Regions from separate parts of the Homo sapiens genome. Here region 2 is linked to region 1. Evidence: read pairs that join two places in POLR2A ChIA-PET (ENCODE). Cell type or tissue: GM12878. All regions are shown on one strand. Each heading gives the region's core, and the rest is flanking DNA. Links, peaks and the distances in the headings are about the cores only.

Evidence for each region. Peaks named below come from ENCODE experiments on the same cell type or tissue, not always from the same donor. Only the 100,000 strongest peaks of a DNase experiment are listed, where the experiment ranks them.
Region 2: POLR2A ChIA-PET joins it to region 1 with 10 read pairs; 2 of 35 experiments call an interaction of 5 or more read pairs at or near these places.

Annotation. Positions count from the first base shown.
Region 1 is chr22:17,703,226-17,711,557 of GRCh38, forward strand. All of the region lies in intron 6 of BCL2L13 (BCL2 like 13), which reads left to right. Among named protein-coding and RNA genes, the nearest start is that of MIR3198-1, 57 kb to the right of the region's middle. RefSeq lists enhancers at 3,088-3,137, 3,158-3,207. In GM12878, for the core only: no CTCF peak of the experiment used is centred there; a DNase peak (open chromatin) is centred at 3,356; H3K4me3 peaks cover 350 bases; H3K27ac peaks cover 1,876 bases.
Region 2 is chr22:18,034,612-18,042,943 of GRCh38, forward strand. It overlaps LINC01634 (long intergenic non-protein coding RNA 1634), which reads left to right. Exons shown (of 2, transcript NR_024417.1): 2 at 1,149-3,357. Among named protein-coding and RNA genes, the nearest start is that of LINC01634, 9.4 kb to the left of the region's middle. In GM12878, for the core only: no CTCF peak of the experiment used is centred there; no DNase peak of the experiment used is centred there.

The DNA.
Region 1 (8,332 bases), core at 136-8,135:
TATGTTTCAGAACATGTATTCTCTAATGGTTGGTGCAGAAGTCTGTACGTGTCCATTTACATTTAATCAGTCTTAATAATACGTATTTTAAATCTTTCAGTCATTTCCAATTATTTTGTCTAATTATTTACTAAGAGAGACATGTTCTATTTGCTACTATGGTGGTAGATTTTCCATTTTCCCTTTAGTTCTGTCAATTGTAGGTGACTAAAAGTTGTAATTATTGACCCCTGGACATTTATGCGGACTCTCTTTCTTTCTTTGGGCCTAGAAATGGTTTTTAAGTTTATTTGTTGTAATTTGCCCAACAGTCAGTGATTCTGTAGAGAGAGTACTTTTCATAAAGTATACTACTCATTATTGTTTTTTAGCCACTATGCATCTGAGGGTTTGAGTTAATTTTTAAAATATGTAAATTTAATTACTATGGATACTAATATCGAACATCCTAGGTTTACGTGCTTGGTAAATGCTTACTGAATAAAATCCTGAACATTTGTCTTAGGAAAATAAAAATATTTTTTGAGCTGTTCTTAAAAATAAGAATTGCGACAATTTATTGTTATTGTTGTCTTCCTACTTAAGTACTTTTTAAAACCTTTGGCTATTGTAGTGTATGGTTTGTATGATAGCCAGGAGACATCCCAGGTTAACTGCCATTTATCCCATATGGTGCTTTACAACAAGGGAAGAAAAATGCAGGGAATATTATGCACTCCCTTCTCAACTTTCAGTTTTATGATGATGTAGTACATCAAGGTTTGTTTGGTGATTGTAATTGGTTACAGAGAAAGTAAGTATATTACTCAACTCCAGTATCTGTGCCAAAAGAAAAGATCTACTGCATGGATAACTAGTTCATTAATACTTCTTTTTTTTTTGAAACAGTCTTGCTCTGTCATCCTGGCTTGAGTGCAGTGCGCAATTGCAGCCCACTGCAGCCTCCGCCTCCCAGGTTCAAGCTATTCTTGTGCCTCAGCCTCCTGAGTAGCAGAGATTACAGGTGTGTGCCACCATGACCAGCTACTTTTTGTATTTTTAGTAGAGATAGGGCTTCGCCATGTTGGCAGGCTGGTCTCAAACTCCTGGCCTCAAGTGATCCACCCACTTAGGCCTCCCAAAGTGCTGGGATTACAGGCATGAGCCACTGCACCTGGCCTTCATTAATATTTCAAATGTGTTTTATCTCTAAATTTGAATGTCCAATCTGTATTTCACATTGTTCGGTCTAAGCTCTCCATTTGCTTGTGTTTAAAACTAAGATATTAGGCCGGGTGCAGTGGCTTATGCCTATAATCCCAGCACTTTGGGAGGCCAAGGCAGGCGGATCACCTGAGGTCAGGAGTTTGAGACCATCCTGGCCAACATGGTGAGACCTCATCTCTACTAAAAATACAAAAATCATCTGGGTGTGGCTGAAGATGATGTGGAATGAGAAACAAATGTCAACATAATAAAATCTCAGTTAAAGTATTTTAAAAATTCTTAGTTGAGCAGCTCTGGGGGAATAAGGGCAAATATGCTTGTTATGAACTGCACTGAAATCTACCAAAGTTAATGTTTACTTTGTGTAGATCCATTTGTCTATTTTATTTATTTTTCCCAGTGAAAAGTGTGTTTTGATAGAGAACTTTTCATTCTATAAATACACTGTGAGTTACTAAAATATCATGAATTTTGTTTATTCCTGAAACATAGTTAAACTGTACATATGACATGGCTTATGTTAAAAATACCCAGTGCTCAGTTTTGAAAGATAGGCAAAAAAAAAAAAAAGTATAGGAGAAACTGAAGAATGTACACTTTTTTAGGGGGCACATTTTGCTGTAAATCTGGAAATTTGATAGACTTGATTGTGAAAACTGAGCATTAAAGGTTTTGATTGATTAAAAAAAAAATTATCTGGGTGTGGTGGCAGGCACCTGTAACACCAGCTACTTGGGAGGCTAAGGCAGGAGAATTGCTTAAACCAGGGAGGCAGAAGTTTCAGTGAGCTGAGATCGTGCCATTGCACTCCAGCCTGGGCAACAAGAGCGAAACTCTGTATCAAACAAACAAAAACCCAAGATACTGCATTTTTTTTTTTTTTTCAGATGTAGTCTCCCTGTGTCGCCCAGGCTGGAATGCAGTGGCACTATCTTGGCTCACTGCAAGCTCCGCCTCCCAGGTTCACGCCATTCTCCTGCCTCAGCCTCCCAAGTAGCTGGGACTACAGATGGCTGCCACCACACCCGGCTAATTTTTTGTATTTTTAGTAGAGATGGGTTTTCACTGTGTTAGCCAGGATGGTCTCGATCTCCTGACCTCGTGATCCACCCGCCTCAGCCTCCCAAAGTGCTGGGATTGCAGGCGTGAGCCACCGCGCCCGGCCGATATTGCTTTTTTTTTAATGCCAGTTGGTGAAAATGTATCCTGTGACATAAGCTGTCAACATGAATCTCCTTAAGATACTGTGTGCTGAACATTACATTGACAGCTCTTAAAACCCTTCCAGAAGAGAATCATTTGACCACATGATATCGCATGTCTGTTATATAAAGCCTGTGGTATGATTTCCACGGGGAATGTATTTGTCATTAGTCACTTGAACACAACATCAAGTGAAACAAACTGCCTACCTCTCAAGGTGCAGCTACTTTTGAAAACCTGCAGCAGAGGAGGTGGTGCCAGCAGCCATAATCTGTTGGATGAATGGAGTGATATAGCACATAGTCAGTTAGGAACAGGCAGGCTTTGGACATATAGATTTGAAGGAGAAAAATAATATTTTGTTTTCTGAATTATTAACAGAAATGGCTAGGACTTAGAAACAGGGTCTTGCTTTGTTGCCCTGGCTGGAGTACAGTGGCATGATCATGGCTCATTTGCAGCCTCAACTTCCTGGGCTCAAGTGATCCTCCCACCTCAGCCTCCCTAGTAGCTGGGACCACAGGTGTGCATGCACTACCACACTTGGCTTATTTTTTGCAGAGAGAGGTTTCACTATGTTGCCCAAGCTGGTCTCAAACTCCTGGCCTCAAGCAATCCTCCCCGCTTGGCCTCCCAAAGTGCTGGGATTACAGGCATGCGCCACCTTGCCCAGCCTGTTTTCTCTTTCTACCTTGTTTTTTTTTTTTTTTCACTCTGCCTTTTTACCCGGCGAATGATGAACTGAGAAAAGGATTAGAAATCACAAGATTTGTTTCTTGCCCCAGCTCTGCCAAATACTAGCCCTGTGTTTTGGAAGGATTCATTTAACTTCTCTGAACCTCAGTTTCAACTACAAAAAGGGAAGAATAGCTTCTCTGTCTCACAAAAATAATGATGTGAAAGTGTTTTGTGAAAATGTCACACTTTTACAAATGCCAGGTTTTCACATGCGTCTCTGAAGAGTGTGGTTTTTTTCCCTCTCCTTAAGTCTGATCACCATTTCCTCTTAGTTTCAGTTTTGACTTTTATTTGCCCTGCAGCCCGGTGAGGGCACAGACTGGTTCATGTGCTGTGATTCTCCCTGAGTCATCCTTGCTCCCTCCCTCCTCATTCTCTTTTCATTTCCTGGGCTTGTGTTGCTACGTTAGAAGTCTGTCTGTCTCCTGGAAAGGGCAGAGCAAGTCCACTGTGGTAAGGCTTGTATTTTACTTTCTCCGTCGTCACATGATAAATACTTCTTGTGAAAGATTTACTTTTAGATTCCATAAAAGATTACTGGAGGGAATGTCATCTGTCTATTGTAATATTTAAGTATTTTGAATAAAATTAATCTTTGTCATTTTCTCTTGACATGAAGCTTCTGATTTTAGAATAGGTTTTTGTTTGTTTAATCTAGGATATTTAAAGACTATCTCTTGGAAGCTTTTAGGTTAATAATTTGTTAGAATAGTTTTCATATTGTGGGAGGTGACACACAGGGATGATCTGAAATTAATGAAGTGGGTTGCAGCTAAAATCAATTTAGTAAGAGTAAGTACTGTTTTGGGAAAATCTGCCTGCTGTATATGTGGGTGTGGATGTTTACTGTGTTGTACTCTGAAATGTGTTTTTTGTGGATCTTCCTCATCAAGTTGGGTGGAAAATTACTTCTCTGTAATTTCTTCAGCACTCTCCATTTTCTTATTTTAGGTTAATAATGATCTGAGAGGCGCATTTGGTTATAAGGGTCCAAAGCAGTGATCTGTTTCCATTTTGCGACTTCGAGGCCTCAGAAATATAAAACTAGCTGGTTGATCCCGGCTAGTTTTATATTTTTGAGCCCTCAAAGTTACAAAATGTCAGTGGAGCCTTTGTGTGTTTTGTGTCAGTGGAGCCAAAGAGATGGATACTCCCAACAATACAAATATTTTATATGAAGAATGATTTAGATTGTCAGAATCGTTCTAAGACTACTTGTAGATGTTATTCTAATGTAAGTTGTAACTAACGTATTATCCAAAACAGCTCTTTTTCTTGACAGATATATATATAAAGTCTGAGAAGTAATGATAGAGGTTTGTTGGCATAAATCTTAAGGGAAATGAGTCCTTAGAAAATTTACCAACGTAGATGGGCTTTGGAATTTTGCCAAAGCTTCTTCAGATGGAAAAGTTAAGTTCATAGGAGCTCAGCTCAGCAGCAGCTGTGTCTCAGAAGGTAAAATATTGCTTGAGGGGGCAGAATAATTTGTAACTGATGTGACCCCCTGCCCCCACCAAAAAAAAAGTGAAACAAAAAAATACAATCAATATAGACATCATGATGCAGCCAATTTTTGTAATAGGTCTCTGAGCAATTGTCAACCTGATTTTTACTTAGGTCTACCACCAAAGTAAAGTTATGTTTGTATTTTATTTTACATTTATTTTGATACGTTCCTTTACTTAGTTTTTTACTTAGTTCCTACCACCAAAGCAAAGTTATATTTGTATTTTATTTTACATTTATTTTGTTATATTCCTTTTATCTACTTAGGTTTCTTCTCTACTTCCCTTTTTAATTGAAGAGTTTAATGCATGTATCTGTGTGTTTGCTTGAAAAAAAACACCAAGTATAACATGTTCTATCTATGAATACTTCTGGCCATTAACTCAAAAGGTACTATATTACAGACAGAAAAGCACCAGAAAGCAATCAGGGACTTCATCTAAGAGGTAGGACAGCATAGTTGGTAAAAATACAGACCCTGGAGGCAAACTGCCTGGGCTTGAATCCCAGCTTTATTACTTTGGGAAAACTACTTATCTTCTTTACTTGTTTTGGTATCCATGTCTGTGAAATGGAAGTAATAATAATCCTCTCATAGCATTGTTGTGAGGTTTCAATAGATGAAGTGAAGACTTTAGAAGGGCACATGATAAGAATTATATAAGGGTTACCTATTATTGCTATCCAATTTGTCATAGCAAGCTAAGGGACCTTGGGCAAGTTACTCAAACCCTTTGGCTTCATTTATTTAAAAACAAAAACAAAAAAGACGCAGTTCTCTGCTTCTTTGTGCATATTTAAACTCATGGTTTATCCCATGAGTTTTATATTTTTGAGCCCTCGAAATTACTCCTTTGCATTTTATGTCAGTGAAGCCAAAGAGACAGATACTCTCAACAACACAAATATTTTGTATTAAAAACTATTTAGATTGTTAGAATGGTTCCGAGGCTACTTGTAGATATTATTCTTCTAATATGATAAGTTGTAAGTAATATATTATCCAAAACAGCTCTTTTTCTTTTAGTGAAAGCCTGCTCTTCATTATGACATTAATTATTAAGAGAGGCTCGGCCGAGCATGGTGGCTAACGCCTGTAATACCAGCACTTTGGGAGGCCGAGGTGGGTGACTCACAAGGTCAGGAGATCGAGACCATCCTGACTAACACGGTGAAACCCCGTCTCTACTAAAAAATACAAAAAATTAGCTGGGCGTGGTGGCAGGCACCTGTAGTCCCAGCTACTCGGGAGGCTGAGGCAGGAGAATGGCGTGAACCCAGGAGGCAGAGGTTGCAGTGAGCCAAGACTGCGCCACTGCACTCCAGCCTGGGCGACAGAGTGAGACTCCATCTCAAAAACAAAACAAAACAAAAAAAAGAGGCTCCAGCCCGGTGACATGGCAAAACCCTGTCTCAAAAATATAAAACTGAGGCTGGACGTGGTGGCTCACGCCTGTAATCCCAACACTTTGGGAGGCCAAGGTGGGCAGATCACCTGAAGTCCGGAGTTCGAGACCAGCCTGGCCAACGTGGTGAAACCCCATCTCTATGAAAAATACAAAAATTAGCCAGGCATGGTCGTGCATGCCTGTAGTCCCAGCAACTCGGGAGGCTGAGGCAGGAGAATTGCTTGAACCCAGGAGGCGGAGGTTGCAGTGAACCAGGATTGTGCCTCTGCGCTCCAACCTGGGTGAACAGAGAGAGACTCTGTCTCAGGAAAGATAAATAAATAAATGAAATAAAAAATAGAAAGATTAGCCAGGCATGGTGGTGGGTTCCTGTAATCCCAACTACTCAGGTGGCTGAGGCAGGAGAATCTCTTGAACCCAGGTTGCAGAACCCAGGAGCTGAGATTGTGCTGCTGCACTCCAGCCTAGGCAACAGAGTGCTATTAAAACAAAAGAAAACATTGACCGGGTGCAGTGGCTCACTCCTGTAATCCCAGCACTTTGGGAGGCCGAGGCAGGCAGATTGCCCAAGTCCAGGAGCTCAAGACCAGCCTGGGCAACATGGTGAGTGAGAGCCCATCTCTACAAAAAATATAAAAATTAACTGGAAGTAATCTGTGGTCCCATTTACTCAGGAGGCTGAGGCAGGAGGATCACTTGAGCCTGGGAGGTCAAGGCTGCAGTAAGCCAAGATTGCGCCACTGACCTCCAGCCTGGGTAACAGTAAGACCTTGTCTTAAAAAAAAAAAAAAAAAAAAAAAAAGAGGCTGCTATTTTTATATTTTTGTTTTATGTGAATTGGTCCCCAGGAGTAAAAGCTTAGTAATCTGTTCTTTCTTGTAAGACTTCTTACATAACAGCACAGAATGTTCAGTGAATCTTCATTAAAATGTCACGTCCTAAATACAGAAATACATTGTAAGGTAGGGAGGCCATGACAGCAAGACATAAAGCTATTTAATCTGAATTGGCCGGGTGCAGTGGCTCACACCTGTAATCCCAGCACTTCGGGAGGCCGAGGCAGGCAGATCATTTGAGGTCAGGACTTTGAGACCAGCAACATGGTGAATCCCTGTCTCTACTAAAAATTAAAAAAAAAAATTCTCCGGGCATGGTGGCGCACACCTGTAATCTTAGCTGCTCCGGAGGCTGAGGCAGGGGAATCGCTTGAACTTGGGAGGCGGAGGTTGCGGTGAGCTGAGATCACGCCACTGCACTCCAGCCTGGGTGACAGAGCAAGACTCTGTCTCAAAAAAAAGTAAATAAAAATAAAAAATAAATAAATGCCTGTAATCCCAGCACTTTGGGAGGCCGAGGTGGGCAGATCACGAGGTCAGGAGATCGAGACCATCCTGGCTAACACGGTGAAACCCCGTCTCTACTAAAAATACAAAAAAATTAGCCGGGCGTGGTGGTGGGCACCCATAGTTCCAGCTACTCGGGAGGCTGAGGCAGGAGAATGGTATGAATCCAAGAGGCGGAGCTTGCAGTGAGTCAAGATCGAGCCACTGCACTCTAGGCTGGGCGACAGAGCGAGACTCCGTCTCAAAAAAAATAAAAATAAAAAAAAATAAATAAATAAATCTGAATTGGCTTTTAAACAATATATTACGCCAAAGTTGTGATCAGACAAACTTGATCTAATGTCTTAGATGAGATGAAAAGATCCTCTAGATGTGGAACAAAGAACGTTCTTCAATCTTTTGTTAACTTTGAGCTGTTAAAAATAAGGGGAAAAGCCAGGCGTGGTGGTGCGGTGGCTCATGCCTGTAATCCCAGCAACTCAAGAGGCTGAGGTGGGAGGATCTATTGAGCCCAGGATTTTCAGGCTGTAGTGAGTTACGATTATGCCACTGCACTGTAGCCCCTGGGTGACAGAGTGAGACCCTCATTAAAAAATAATCATAAGAGGAAGAGACATTTTACTTTTAATTTTCAGTTTGTTGACTTTTCCCTTATTTCTTCATGATGGGCCTTTTTTTTTTTGAGACAGGGTTTCACTCTGTTGGCCAGGCTGGAGCGCAGTGGCACAATCTCGGCTCACTGCATCCTTTACCTCCTGGGCTCAAACGATCCTCCCACCTCAGCCTCTTGAGTAGCTGGGACCACAGGCATGCACCACCACACTCAACTAATTTTTGTATGTTTTTGTAGAGGTGCAATTTTGCCATGCTGCCCAGGCTGGTCACAAAATCCTGGGCTCAAGTGATTGCCTGCCTCTGCCTCCC
Region 2 (8,332 bases), core at 209-8,208, 330 kb after region 1:
GGGAGGCGGGTGGAGGGGGGGTAGTGGGGGGCGTTGTTGGGGCGGGTGGTGGAACACCTGGTGGAGAGGCACATTCCAGGGTAGAAGACGACGGAGCAGGCAAAGCCCTGGGGGGGCAGGAAATCTCCAGCTATATTCAGGAAACCATGAGCAGGCTAATTTGGCTGAAGCAGAGAATTTGAGTTAGACAGAATGGAAGTGGGCAAAGAATGTGTGGAGTGAAGAAGAGCAGGAATCATGTCTCAAATCTACTGAGTCAAATATCTACTGATGGAAAGGAGAAGCTTGTGGGGTGAGAGTGAAGGGTGCCCCCGTGGCGGGGCTCCCCTGGTAGCCCTTTCTCCTGCAGACCTATCTGTGGGGTGCTCCCAGCCTGGCTCCCTCTTCGGGAGGCAGACACCTGCTCAGCCTTGCTAATCAGGCAGCAGTTAATGGGGTTCACTTCCTGCATCAGCAGGTGAGGGCCTTGGGGAAGGCTGAAGAATGGCAAGGTTACAGCTGGCGTCCTCAGGCAGTTGGAGGCCCGCAGCAGGAGAGCATGTTCACGGCCGGGCGCAGTGGCTCACACCTGTAATCCCAGCACTTTGGGAGGCCAAGGAGGGTGGATCACGAGGCCAGGAGATCGGGACCATCCTGGATAACACGGTGAAACCCCGTCTCTACTAAAAATACAAAAAAAAAATTAGCCGGGCATGGTGGCGGGCACCTGTAGTCCCAGCTACTCGGGAGGCTGAGGCAGGAGAATGGCATGAACCTGGGAGGCGGAGCTTGCAGTGAGCCGAGATCGCACCACTGCACTCCAGCCTGGGCGACAGAGTGAGACTCCATCTCAAAATAAATAAATAAATAAATAAATAAATAAGAGAGCGTGTTCACTGCACTCGGCTCGATCCTTGCCCAGAAACACAAGCAAGGGGCACCTGGGACCAGGCTCAGCTCAAAGCCCCTCCCTCTATATATCTGGGCACATGCACACAGCCTCCTCAGATGGATATTCCTGTGTGTGTATCAATCACAACATACACATCCATGGGTACATTTCCTGAGCAAGCAGATCTCTGCTATACATATACATATGTAAAAGCATATAGATGTACAGGCTTTCCTGTATATGTGTATACACATATGTTTGCTGGGTTGTTTTTCAGAATATTGAAAGTCAGAAGCATGCTATCACATAACTCTGCATTTCATCGGGCCGAGAAAGCACAGGTTTTCAGGACCACAGTTCCCATTTCTCCTGTTCTGCAGTCCTCGTCTGATTGGCCAACACTATGGGCACTCCCTGCTCTGGTGGCCACTGGCAGTGGGCCAGGGTGAGGGCAGCTCACAGCCCGTCTCCTCTCTGTTACCTTGGGACGTCACTCAGCAGTTGCATCACCGGCTGCTCTCTCCCTCTGAAACATGAAGCCCTTCCTTTCTTATTCCACCTTAGGGAAGCCTGGGCCTGCGACAGACCAGAAGACCTCACATTCCACAGAGAAGACCTCGGTTTCCCCCCAAGCTCTGTCCAGTATGGAGTGACAAATCGCTGTACTTATGAGACAAAGGCATGAAGTCCAGGTCAAGGCATGACTTTTCGGCAGCAACTTTTCTAGATGTGAGGTATCAGTAAACATTTATGGTGCTTCTGTTATGGATACAATACAAGGATGTAAAAGAAAATAAGTATGAGGCTCATCCTCCTGGGAACTCACATTTTCACTGGGGCTACAAGACCCCCGGAGCAAATGCCAGGCACAAGATCGGGGATAAAAGCCTAACTTTGAGAAGCTTGCTTTGGCTAAAACCGAAATCAATTATGAAGCAAAGGAAGTGGATTAGAGGGAGATCTTATGAAATCCCATCAGATTTGGATCATGCTACTGAGTTTTTTTCTTCCTGGCTGTATTTTAGGTTTTCTCTCCCACTGAAACTGATTAATCGTTGTCAAAATTCCTCCCTTGTACCCTTCTCTCTATGGGAGGGCTGTCCCTTGGCTGGCCTGGGATGCAGGAATAGCTTTTGTGCACCCTTTGGTGTCCACTTCTGTGTGTCTCTCTTGGTGGCACTGCTTCCCTATCTCTGCTTGCTCTGACCACCTTCAGGCTCCTAGGACCCTACCCTCTCAAATTTCCTCCTCCCCTGCGTCCCCCTTTCCCATTCAAAGCCCACAGCACATCTCAGTTAGTGCTATGGAAAAAACTAGCCTCAGAAACGAATATTCACTGACATGTCAAGGTCTAGTAGTTTGTAGAGCCATTTTATTGGAAGGGACTTCAGAAAGGAATTAGTTTACCTACTCATCAGGTGAGGAGACCCACAGAGGGGAAGTCACCTGCCTGACTCCCAGAGACAGAAACAGTGCTGGGACTAAAACCCAAGAAGGGTCCTGACTCCCAAGTCCCAGGAACTTAATTTTCCCCCAGGGAATGGCCCACCACCCACCCAGATGTAAAAACTAGAGACTCTGGGCAGCATTCTATCTCTATGCCAGCCTCCAGTCTCCTGTCTATTTTGCCTCCAAGATACATCTCTAATTTGCCCACTTTTCTTGAACTTCACATCACCGATCTGGTACAAGCCATCATCATCTCCTTGCTTGGGCCTACCAAGACACTAATCACTGTTCTTTTTGTTTTGTTTTGTTTGTTTTTGAGACAGAGTCTCATTCTTATCACCCAGGCTGGAGTACAGTGGCATGATCTCAGCTCACTGCAACCTCTGCCTCCCATGTTCAAGCGATTCTCCTGCCTCAGCCTCCCAAGAAGCTGGGATTATTGGCATGCGCCACCACACCAGGCTAACTTCATATTTTTAGTAGAGATGGGGTTTCACCCTGTTGGCCAGGCTGGTCTTGAACTCCTGACCTCAGGTGATCCACCTGCCTCGGCCTCCCGAAGTGCTGGCATTACAGGCATGAACCACCATGGCAGGCTGACTTTCATTCTTTCTCTAGTATTATTAGAATATTCCCAAATAATATTCCATTGTGTATATATTCCACATTTTGCTCATTGGTTTCTCATGGTCCGATCTGAGCTTTGGGTAGATCTGGCTATAGGCAGATAATCCCTGAGACATACTGCTAAATGGGAACAGCAGATGCAGAACAGTGTGTATGATACGCTACCACTTCTGCTGGAAAACGTCAAACAGGCACGTGTGCATACATATGTACGTGGACTTGGAAAGGCATAGACCGTCTTTGAGAATACTCAAGAAGTGGTTATCTTGGGTAGGAGAGCTGGTGGCGGGGGACAGAAATGGAAAGGAGACTTATTTTTCACTGGATATGCTTTTGTACATTTTATGGCTTATTAATAATGATTTTATAATTATATTACCATGATCAAATAAAACCCTTGGTGAATCTTCAATATTCAATAAAAGGCTTGGTTCTTTTAAGCACATATAAACTTTTTTTTTTTTTGAGACAGGGTCTTGCTCTGTCACCCAGGCTGGGGTGCAGTAGCACAATCTCTGGCTCACTGCAGCCTCTACTTCCCAGGCTCAAGTGATCCTCCCGCTTCAGCCTCCTGAGTAGCTGGGACCTAGTAGGCTGAGGTAGCAGGTGTGTGCCACCACAGGCTAATTTTTAAATTTTTTATAGAGATGAGGTCTTGCTATGTTGGCCAGGCTGGTCTCAAATTCCTAGGCTCAAGTGATCCTCCCACCTTGGCCTCCCAAAGTGCTGAGATTACAGGCGTGAGCCACTGTGCCTGGCCTAGCACATATCAACTTAGAAAGAGTTAAGAAAAGTGGGCTGGGTGAGGTGGCTCATGCCAGTAATCCCAGCACTTTGGGAGGCTGAGGCAGGTGGATCACGAGGTCAAGAGATTGAGACCATCCTGGCCAACATGGTGAAACCCTGTCTCTATTAAAAATACAAAAATTAGCTGGGTGTGGTGGTGCGTGCCTATAGTCCCAGCTATTCAGGAGGCTGAGGCAGGAGAATCGCTTGAAATGGGGAGGTGAAGATTGCAGTGAGCTGAGATTGCACCACTGCATTCCAGCCTGGTGACAGAGCAAGACTCCATCTAAAAAAAAAAAAAAAAAAAAATGACAGAGACTAAGGCCAAGCCACACATTTTCTGTGTGTGTGTGTGTGTGTGTGTGTGTGTGTGTGTGTGTGTGTGTTGTAGACAGGGTCTCACTCTGTTGCCCAGGCTGGAGTGCAGTGGTGCAATGTTGGCTCACTGCAGCCTCTACCTCCTGGGCTCAAGCGATCAATCCTCCCACCTCAGCCTCCCATGTACCTGTGACTACAGGCACCTGCCAACACCAATAACCAAATTAATTTTTTTTTTTTGAGACAGAGTCTCGCTCTGTTGCCCAGGCTGGAGTGCAGTGGCGTGATCTCGGCTCACTGCAAGCTCTACCTCCTGGGTTCACATCTCATTCTCCTGCGTCAGCCTCCCAAGTAGCTGGGACTATAGGCGCCCGCCACCATGCCCGGCTAATTTTTTGTATTTTTAGTAGAGATGGGGTTTCACCGTGTTAACCAGGATGGTCTTGATCTCCTGACCTTGTGATCCGCCTGACTCAGCCTCCCAAAGTGCTGGGATTACAGGTGTGAGCCCCCGCTCCCGGCTTAGCTAGATAATTCTTTTTTTTGTAGAGATGAGGTCTCGCTATGTTGCCCAGGCTGGTCTTGGACTCCTGGGCTCAGGCAATTCTCCTGACTTGGCCTCCCAAAGTGTTGGAATTACAGGCATGAGCCAGTGCACCCAGCCCACACGTTTGTTTGATGTTCTTGTTAACAGCTTTGTGTTTTTTTGGTACCTGGTCCCTGGAACATTAATATGTACTGTTGAATAGAATTATGTCACCGTTCATGTAATTACATAATTATTGGCACAAAGAAACTAAAGAAAAAATGGCCCAAGCACAAAAGTTAATAAAACAAAAAGAGCACAGGATTAGACGCAAGACAACTAGGAAAGAGGTTGCTGTGACTCTCCAGCCTTCATGATGCCAAGGTATTAGGGAAGAGGAGACGTGGGAAAAAAGGAAACCTGTTGAAAGAGGGAGCAAGAGGCTGGGCATGGTGGCCCACGCCTTTAATCCCAGTACTTTGGGAGGCCGAGGCAGACAGATCACCTGAGGTCAGGAGTTCAAGACCAGAATGGCCAATGTGGCGAAACGCCGTCTCTACTAAAAATACAAAAATTAGCCAGGTGTGGTGGCGGGCGCCTGTAATCCCAGCTACTTGGGAGGCTGAGGCAGGAGAATCTCTTGAACCTGGGAGGTGAAGGTTGCAGTGAATTGAGATCGTGCCACTGCACTCCAGCCTGGGCAACAGAGCAAGACTCCATCTCAAACAACAACAACAAAATAGTGGCCGGGTAGAGTGGCTCACACCTGTAATCCCAGCACTTTAGGAGGCCGAAGCGGGCAGATCACCTGAAGTCAGGAGTTTGAGATCAGCCTGGCCAACATGGTGAAACCCCATCTCTACTAAAAATACAAAAATTAGCCAGGCGTGGTGGCTACCAGCCTGGGAGTTCCAGCTACCTGGGAGGCTGAGGCAGGAGAATCGCTTGAACCTGGGAGGTGGAGGTTGCAGTGAGCCAAGATCATGCCACTGCACTCCAGCCTGGGTGACAGAGCGAGACCCTGTCCCCACCAAAAAACAAACAAACAAGAAAAATAGTGCTTGAAAAAATAACTCTTACATTTATGAGAAACTAGTATGCAGCATATATTGAAAAGGATACGGAAAGGCCACTTGTTCCTAGGGCAGAGATTGCCAGTTGCCTAACCTTTATCTACTTTCTCCTCTTGCCTCACTAACAGAACCCTGGCATTATCTGGGTGGCAATGTTCTCAGCCATAAAACTACATATCTCAGCCTCTTTTGCAAGTGAAGGTGGCCAATTAGATGTAAGAAGAAATATTTGGGTAGAACTTCCGGGGAAGCTGTTTAATGGGAGTTAGTTAAGCTGGCACTCTTTTATCCTAACCTCTTCTACTTTCTTTTTTCTTTTTCTTTCTTTTTTTTTTTTTGAGTCGGAGTCTCGCTCTGTTGCCCTGACTGGGGTGCAGTGGTGTGGTCTTGGCTCACTGCAAGCTCCGCCTCCCGGGTTCATGCCATTCTCCTGCCTCAGCCTCCCGTGTAGCTGGGACTACAGGTGCCTGCCACCACACCCGAATAATTTTTTGTATTTTTAGTAGAGACGGGGTTTCACCGTGTTAGCCAGGATGGTCTCGATCTCCTGACCTTGTGATCCGCCCACCTTGGCCTCCCAAAGTGCTGGGATTACGGGCGTGAGCCACTGTGCCCGGCCACCTCTTCTACTTTCTTTATTTTATTTTATTTTATTTTATTTATTATTTTTATTGATCATTCTTGGGTGTTTCTCGCAGAGGGGGATTTGGCAGGGTCATAGGACAATAGTGGAGGGAAGGTCAGCAGATAAACAAGTGAACAAAGGTCTCTGGTTTTCCCAGGCAGAGGACCCTGCGGCCTTCCGCAGTGTTTGTGTCCCTCGGTACTTTGAGATTAGGGAGTGGTGATGACACTTAACGAGCATGCTGCCTTCAAGCATCTGTTTAACAAAGCACACCTTGCACCGCCCTTAATCCATTTAACCCTGAGTGGACACAGCACATGTTTCAGAGAGCACAGGGTTGGGGGTAAGGTCACAGATCAACAGGATCCCAAGGCAGAAGAATTTTTCTTAGTACAGAACAAAATGAAAAGTCTCCCATGTCTACTTCTTTCTACACAGACACGGCAACCATCCGATTTCTCAATCTTTTCCCCACCTTTCCCCCCTTTCTATTCCACAAAACCGCCATTGTCATCATGGCCCGTTCTCAATGAGCTCTTGGGTACACCTCCCAGACGTGGTGGTGGCCGGGCAGAGGGGCTCCTCACTTCCCAGTAGGGGCGGCCGGGCAGAGGCGCCCCTCACCTCCCGGACGGGGCGGCTGGCCAGGCAGGGGGCTGACCGCCCCCCCCACCTCCCTCCCGGACGGGGCGGCTGGCCGGGCGGGGGGCTGAGCCCCCCACCTCCCTCCCGGATGGGGTGGCTGCCGGGCGGGGGGCTGAGCCCCCCACCTCCCTCCCGGACGGGGTGGCTGCCGGGCGGAGACGCTCCTCACTTCCCAGACGGGGTGGCTGCCGGGCAGAGGGGCTCCTCACTTCTCAGACGGGGCAGTTGCCGGGCGGAGGGTCTCCTCACTTCTCAGACGGGGCGGCCGGGCAGAGGCGCTCCTCACATCCCAGACAGGGCGGCGGGGCAGAGGCGCTCCCCACATTTCAGACGATGGGCAGCCGGGCAGAGACGCTCCTCACTTCCTAGATGGGATGGCGGCCGGGCAGAGATGCTCCTCACTTTCCAGACTGGGCAGCCAGGCAGAGGGGCTCCTCACATCCCAGACGGGGTGGCGGCCGGGCAGAGGCTGCACTCTAGGCACTTTGGGAGGCCAAGGCAGGCGGCTGGGAGGTGGAGGTTGTAGCGAGCCGAGATCACGCCATTGCACTCCAGCCTGGGTACCATTGAGCACTGAGTGAACCAGACTCCGTCTGCAATCCCGGCACCTCGGGAGGCCGAGGCTGGCGGATCACTCGCGGTTAGGAGCTGGAGACCAGCCCGGCCAACACAGCGAAACCCTGTCTCCACCAAAAAAATACGAAAACCAGTCAGGCGTGGCGGCGCTGAGGCAGGAGAATCAGGCAGGGAGGTTGCAGTGAGCCGAGATGGCAGCAGTACAGTCCAGCTTCGGCTCGGCATCAGAGCGAGACCGTGGAAAGAGAGGGAGAGGGAGACCGTGGAAAGAGAGGGAGAGGGAGACCGTGGGGAGAGGGAGAGGGAGAGGGAGAGGGAGAGGACCTCTTCCACTTTCTATTACTGGGAACACCATGTGATGACTAGGGTTCCAGCACCGATTATGTGACTGTGAGGCGATCTTAAAGATGGAAGCCATGCAGTAAGTATGGCAGAGGAGAAAGGCAGAAGAAGCTTCAGCCCCGATGACCACAGGGTTACTGTATCAGTTCCATCTGCTTATCTCCAGACTTCTTTTATGTAAAATAAAAATTATTCTCTACCTTGTTTAAGCCATTGTTATTTAAGGGTTCCGTTTCTAGTAAACCACACTTCTTCCTAAAAGATTCGTATCTTTTCCCAAAGATATCCAAGGATTGAAAAGTAACACCTAGAGCACGGGTCAGTAAACGTTTCTGGTAACAGACGAGACAGCACGTTTTCAGTTTTTCAAGCCACATAGTGTCTGTCGCAATGACTTGACCTTTTGTTGCAGTGTGTGAGGAGCCACAGAGAATGTCACTAAATATGCATGGCTGTGCTCCAATAAAACTATTTATAAGCACTGTAGTTTGGAT